2 separate regions of the Mus musculus genome follow, and region 2 is linked to region 1. A link is a contact called in ENCODE POLR2A ChIA-PET data. All regions are on one chromosome and are shown on one strand. Each heading gives the region's core, a stretch centred on a gene start or an enhancer-like site at or near the end of the contact. The rest is flanking DNA. Distances are from core to core; before and after follow the strand shown.

Region 1 (2,911 bases), core at 141-2,640:
CCCAGGAGTCCTGCCCAGTAAGCCTGGGTCTGCTCCCTGAGGAGTTGGTTCCCACGGCGTCGGCTCGCTCTGCCCCACCCCCACCCAAGCCTCTGAGAGGGCGGGGCCGCCCGTGCCCACAGGAGAACGGCAGTGCCAGGCAAGCTAGCCTGGTTCCGTGCCAAGGTCCCCGGGCCCAGTCATCACGAAACCAGCATCACGGCGCCCAAAAGCCTAAACCTAAGGCCCTCCCACTCCCACCTCCACACGCACATCCGCCACCAAGCTATCCAACCCCCGTCCCCCGGGTGTGTAGGTGAAGCCCGCCAGCTTCAAAGAGAGAGATTTCCTCCATCCTCCCACCCACCCCCGCTCCATCGGTGCAGACTCAGAGAGGTGCGAAAGACGAACGCCTGACAAAGGCACTTTGGAGCCGGACACGGTTATGGGGAGAACTGTAGATAACTGAGGACTGGAGGATGGGGTCTAGGGAGCCGGCGGACGTGCCCGCACTCACAATCAGATTGCCCCCGCCCCTTCAATTCAGCCCTAACCCGCCGGGCGCTAGGACCTAGGAAGGAGGGGGCGTGTTGCGAGCCATCAAAGAAGGTTCTTTGCTTGCGTGCCCGCCGGGACTAGGGGATGAGGTCACTGAATGACTGCCCCCCCCCACGTCCCCCAGGTCTTCATTCCCCACTACCCCTTAGTTGACCTAACTTTCTGACCCTGGCTCCTTGCTTCTGGTGCTGATTCCCTCTGGAATCCCCATACCTTAAACCCTGGCTCCAAAACCCTGCAACCTCCTGGACCTGGCCTGGCACTCTAGGTTAGCAGACCGCCCCTCTCCAGAACCCTCTCTCAGGAATGACTGAGGTGTTGGTCTCTTGGGGTGCAGGGTGCCAAGGGACCCAGTACAATCTTAGTCTAGCTCCCCCAGGGCCGGAAACGCCAGTAGCACGGCTCTTACGTAATGCCGGGATCCGAAGTCCCCCCCCCCCCCCAACCCAACACAGACCCTGGAGAGGCCGCGCAAATACCTGTGCTCCTCTCAGCTCAGCGTCTCTGTGTCCGGTGTCCCTCTGGAGCCCTCATCGCTGGCATGGGAACCAGCATCCCTGGGATGAGGGGTTCGGTTCTCCCTACCGGCATCACACACAGAGAGCCCAGTGCTGCAGCTGGAGAGGGAGTGGGGCGACTTGGGGAAGGGGCCCAGGAGTTTGGACCTGGAGAATAGGATCCCCAAGTGTAGGTGATAGGTCGAAAAGGAGGCAAGGGTTCTGAGGTGGGTGCTGGCCCAGGGGCCTAGGAATACCTACCTGCGTTTTGGGGAGCCCCTAGCTTGGGGCGATTCCGCGCAGCCCGGCGCTCCGCGGTTATTGCTTGTCAATCGCTAGCCGCGCTCTTAAAGCGGCAAGGTCTCCTAGGAGCGAAGGGGCGGAGACAGAAAGGAGAGGGCTGGGACACGGAAGGGACGCGGCAACCTACGGTCCACTGTAAAGTAATCTCCCAGGAGCAGGCGGGTGGGCGGGGAAGTGGTGGTTAACAGGCACCGCAAAGCCCACGACCCCCAACTCTGAGCAGGACCAACGTGTGTTACTTGGCGCGTAGGAATTCTTTAAAAGGGCGATGATGTTTAATAAAAGAAAGGGGGGGAAACTGAGCGCGATGGGATCACCCCCCTTAACGGGACCGCTTAGTCCAGCGTACCAGTCCCCTGAACGCTTCGTCTGTCCTTTCCTAACACAGTTTTGGAAAAGCAAGGGGACATCAGGACACTAACTCTGGTAGGGGATAAGCCTGGGGGTGGCGTTATAGTCATACGGCACATGCCTGCTTCTAAGAAAATTTGAAGAAAAACAGAAAATTTAAGAGAGTGGGACTGTGTTTTTTCATGAAAGGGACCAAGATCCTAATTTTAGCCTTGACGCGGGAAGTTGATCCTTGCCTCTGTTTAAGGCACAAGAGCAGAAGAAACAGTCTCTCCCTCCTAAATCCCGTTTCAACAAATAAGTAGTGACGGCGTCCGGCTCCATTGGTGGGTTGAACGTGCAGGAGAGGCCCTAGATTCTATTTCAGGCAGCAAAACGAAGAAAGCAAAGGGTTAAGCCCGCTAGCCCGCCTTGCTCAGCCTCTGGCTCCTCCCAGACCTGCTAGTAAAAGATACTGCACAGCCTCAGACTATTGGTGGCCCCAAGTGGAAAACAGCCTTCATTCAGTCTGTGCAAGCCGGGGCCTTCCCTGACTTGGGTGCCCCCTAACCCCTCCGCTACCCTATGGAATAGGCGCTCGGTGGGGAGCGGGGCGTTTATATCTTCCTCTTATAACTGAGCTTCTAAGATCCTGGAAACTTGCTTGGAAATCTCGAAAATGAATTGACTTGAGGATTCATGTCTAGATGTGGTCCCAGCCGACCCTGTTAGCAAAGGGAAGCAGTTGGGAATTGGTGTAGGGAAAAGCCAGCGATGGGTCAAAATGCTAAAGGCTGTTAAGTAGCCCACGTCTCTTATTCCTTAGAGAAGAGAAAGTTTTGTAGCGACCCCAGATGGTGGTGGTTGGAACTACAGGCTTCTGTCTGAGGAAAAAGGCTTCCAAACTAGATCTTCCTAATTAAACTCAGGACAAGAGGTCTCCTTCCTCGGAGACTCCCTTGGATCTTACCCACTCACCTCTGCTTAGAGAATCTGTTTGCACTTAGTTGGGTGGGGGAGAGAAATCTTGATTCCTCCCAAAACTTCTCAAATATTACCCCCCATAGCAATTCACAGCAAACTTACTGCATCCAGGATCCCAAGGACACAGTGGGATTCAAGTTCTAATCCACCTAGTGTATTCCAACTCACTATTCTTACAGTCTGACCCCCCACCTATGCACACACACACCTTACATTTGATTGATAGTTTCCTGCAATAGTCCTGTGAGATTAGTGGATGG
Region 2 (2,911 bases), core at 251-2,750, 200 kb after region 1:
AAAACCAAAAAAAAAAAAAGAAAAGAAAAGAAAAGAAAAAGAAAGAAAGAAAGAAAAATGATTAAGGAGGGGCCAGTGAGATGGTATGGGGAGGGGCAGTTGCCACAAAGGCTGGTGACATCAGTTCAACCCCTGGGACCCCCAGGGTAGAAGGAGAATCAAGTCCCACAAGCTGTCCTCTGACCGCCACGTTTGGGCTGTAGTGCACACATCTACATATACTCAATCAATAAATAAAATGTAATACATTTCTTAAAGTGACCAAGACCATCAAAACACTGGGTTAATCTCATGGTGGTGCCCAGATGGGAAAGATCATCCACTACACTGGTTCTCTGTAAAGTTATTTTTGGTGCTACTTCACAACTGTAATTTTGCTACTCTTATGAATACTAATATAAAATCCGATATGCGACCTCTGAATGAGTCGTTAGACTCAAAGGTTGAGAAAGGCTGCTTGCTCTTCTACATAGTGAATCAACAATCAAACAAAACCAAAAAAAAAAAAAAAAAAAGGAAAAACTAATCCAGGGTGATAGACTTGGAGAGATGGTTCAATGGTTAAGAGCACTTGTTCTTCTTGCCAGAAGACCTGAGTTCTCTCCCCAGCACTCAAGACTGGCGATTTACAACCTCTTGTAACCCTAGCTCATGGAGATCCAATGCCCTCTTCTGGGCTCTGCAAGTACCCACACACGCGGCATACACATAGAAACAAGTAAAAGAAAAAAAATCCTTTCTTAAGAAGGCACTCTATTTGTTTTTTGTTTGTTTGTTTGTTTTTCGAGACAGGGTTTCTCTGTATAGCCCTGGCTGTCCTGGAACTCACTACTTGTAGACCCGGCTGGCCTCGAACTCAGAAATCAGCCTGCCTCTGCCTCCCAAGTGCTGGGATTAAATGCGTGTGCCACCACTGCCCGGCTGAGGGCACTGTATTTGTATCTCTTTAAAATGCCTTCCCGCTTCATTTATTAAAGCTATACGAGGTAGAAATCTTCAAGTACTTAAGACTTTAATTTGTATTCTTGCCCATCTCCTCGAGGAACAACTGTCTTAGAAGTCAAAAATAGCAGACTTTACCGCTCCCAACCTTGGAGCCTGGTGTGCATTGGCGAAGCAGTAATGAATCTCATTAGCTCTGGAGCTAGAGAACCAAACCGGAAGGAAAAACCAGGCGGGAAAGAAGGAAACCTAGCGGCGGGTGGACCAGGAGAGCTTGCCAGGGCAATCGTCTAAGCATGAAACCACGCCCCCCACAAACACCTTCCCCCGCCTCTTCTCTTTTGGCCCCGCCTCCGACCTCCAGGAGGTCCGAGGCCACGCCTAATGGGCGTGGTCTTACTGCCGGAGGTCCGAAATCCCGCCAACAATGACTCCTCCCCTTCTGCCGCGGCGCAACCTGGCCCTTTTATTTAAAGATTACGTTTACGTCAGTCCGCCTTACGTAGCTTTGCGTCATCAGTACAAGGCGGGGAGGCGGGACTTCCTGTCCTGGATGTTAACAGCTTCCGAGAAAAGCCGGAAGAGATCGGACCCTGGACAGAATCCTGAGTTGCCAGCCCCTCCCCTGACCCCTACGGAAAGAGAACTACAAAGACTGTCCTGGCGAAGTCAAAACATTTATCCTGGCTTTGTCAGGTGAGGCTTTCCTTCCCCATCGAGGCACAGTAACCATCCAAACCCCCTTTAATCTCCCATGACTCCTCGCGTCCTCAAGCTCCGCCCCCTCTCCTCTGCCCCGCCCCGAAGTTTGAGGGGTGTGGATGGTTTGTGACCCCCCTACCTCCCGACCCTCGCTTCTTCACCTGACCCTAAACCATCACTGTCCCGGAGAGTCGGGCTTGGGCACTGCGACCGAAACCCGGAAGCTCCTCGGCTCGGGGGTGGGGTGGGGGGTGCTGATGGACTCCACTGCCAAGGGAATAGGACCTTTCAGACGCAGAACCTTCACCCCAGAAAAAAGCACGGTCGGGGACGACTCCCCACAGTGCGGTCAGGATCGTCCACAGGCTGAGGAGAAAGCCGAGGCCTTGGTCAGACAGATGCAGGTCCCCTATCTGGCCCCTGCCCGCGGCAGTTCCTTGTGTCCTCCGCTTCCATCTGTCTTTGCCACAGTTTCCTTTTGTGTACATCACGGTTCCTGACACTAACCTGACCAACAGGGGTTAGTTATGGGAGTGAGACGTAATTGCTATCATTTGTTTATTGAACAGTGTTAATTATTTTTGCTTCGATGATTTCACGTCTTCTTCAAAACAACCTTATGAGGTAGGTAACCATTTTAAACCCCACTTTACTGTTGAGAAAGCTGAGGCTTTGAGAACGTTGCTGGACATTGCATAGCTAGAAGAGGGGCTAGACAGTGACCCAGAATCGCTTCCCTGACTCCAGGGCCAATCTGTGTAAATAAGGCTGTGGAAACGCTTCTGAGAGTGTTGGTGTGTTCTACAAATATTCCTTGAGCAGCTACTGTGACATTGCATTAAGAGCTTCAAACAAAGAGAACTACCCTCGGTTCTTATCTTCCAGGAGTCAATGAAGAAATGGACAGGTTATGAGTGTAATGATGTTTTGTGGGTGCTGTGAGAGTAGTCTGATGATGATAATCACCAGATGGATTTGCCCAGAGACAGCTGTGAACGTAGATTCTCCAAGGAAAAGAGACGGTACTCCGAGGAATATGCAGAGAGCCTCCAATGCTTTCTCAGAAGCCGCAGAGAGGGAAAACCTTCATAGCACAAGACAGATTGAAAGAAGGATAGTGGGAACCGTTGGGAAGTATTTCCAAATAATTTCTACTTGGGCAATGGTTTTCTTGAAGCTGTCTCGTGTAGCCTTAGGCAGCCTTGAACTTGCTAAGTAGTGGAGACTTGTCTTGAACCTTGTATCCTTAGTTCCTTTATTTCCCAAG

The links. ChIA-PET counts read pairs that join two places held with the same protein, here RNA polymerase II (POLR2A).
Region 2: POLR2A ChIA-PET joins it to region 1 with 10 read pairs in Patski. The contact joins the promoter of Tmub2 here to the promoter of Mpp2 in region 1. POLR2A ChIA-PET finds 5 or more read pairs at or near these places in 3 of 5 experiments (Patski and embryonic stem cell).

Annotation. Positions count from the first base shown.
Region 1 is chr11:102,087,125-102,090,035 of GRCm38, forward strand. Mpp2 (membrane protein, palmitoylated 2 (MAGUK p55 subfamily member 2)) reads right to left here and starts at 1,391. Exons shown (of 13, transcript NM_016695.4): 1 at 1,296-1,391.
Region 2 is chr11:102,283,451-102,286,361 of GRCm38, forward strand. It overlaps Tmub2 (transmembrane and ubiquitin-like domain containing 2), which reads left to right and starts at 1,501. Exons shown (of 4, transcript NM_028076.4): 1 at 1,501-1,638; 2 at 2,214-2,268. The coding sequence starts at 2,234.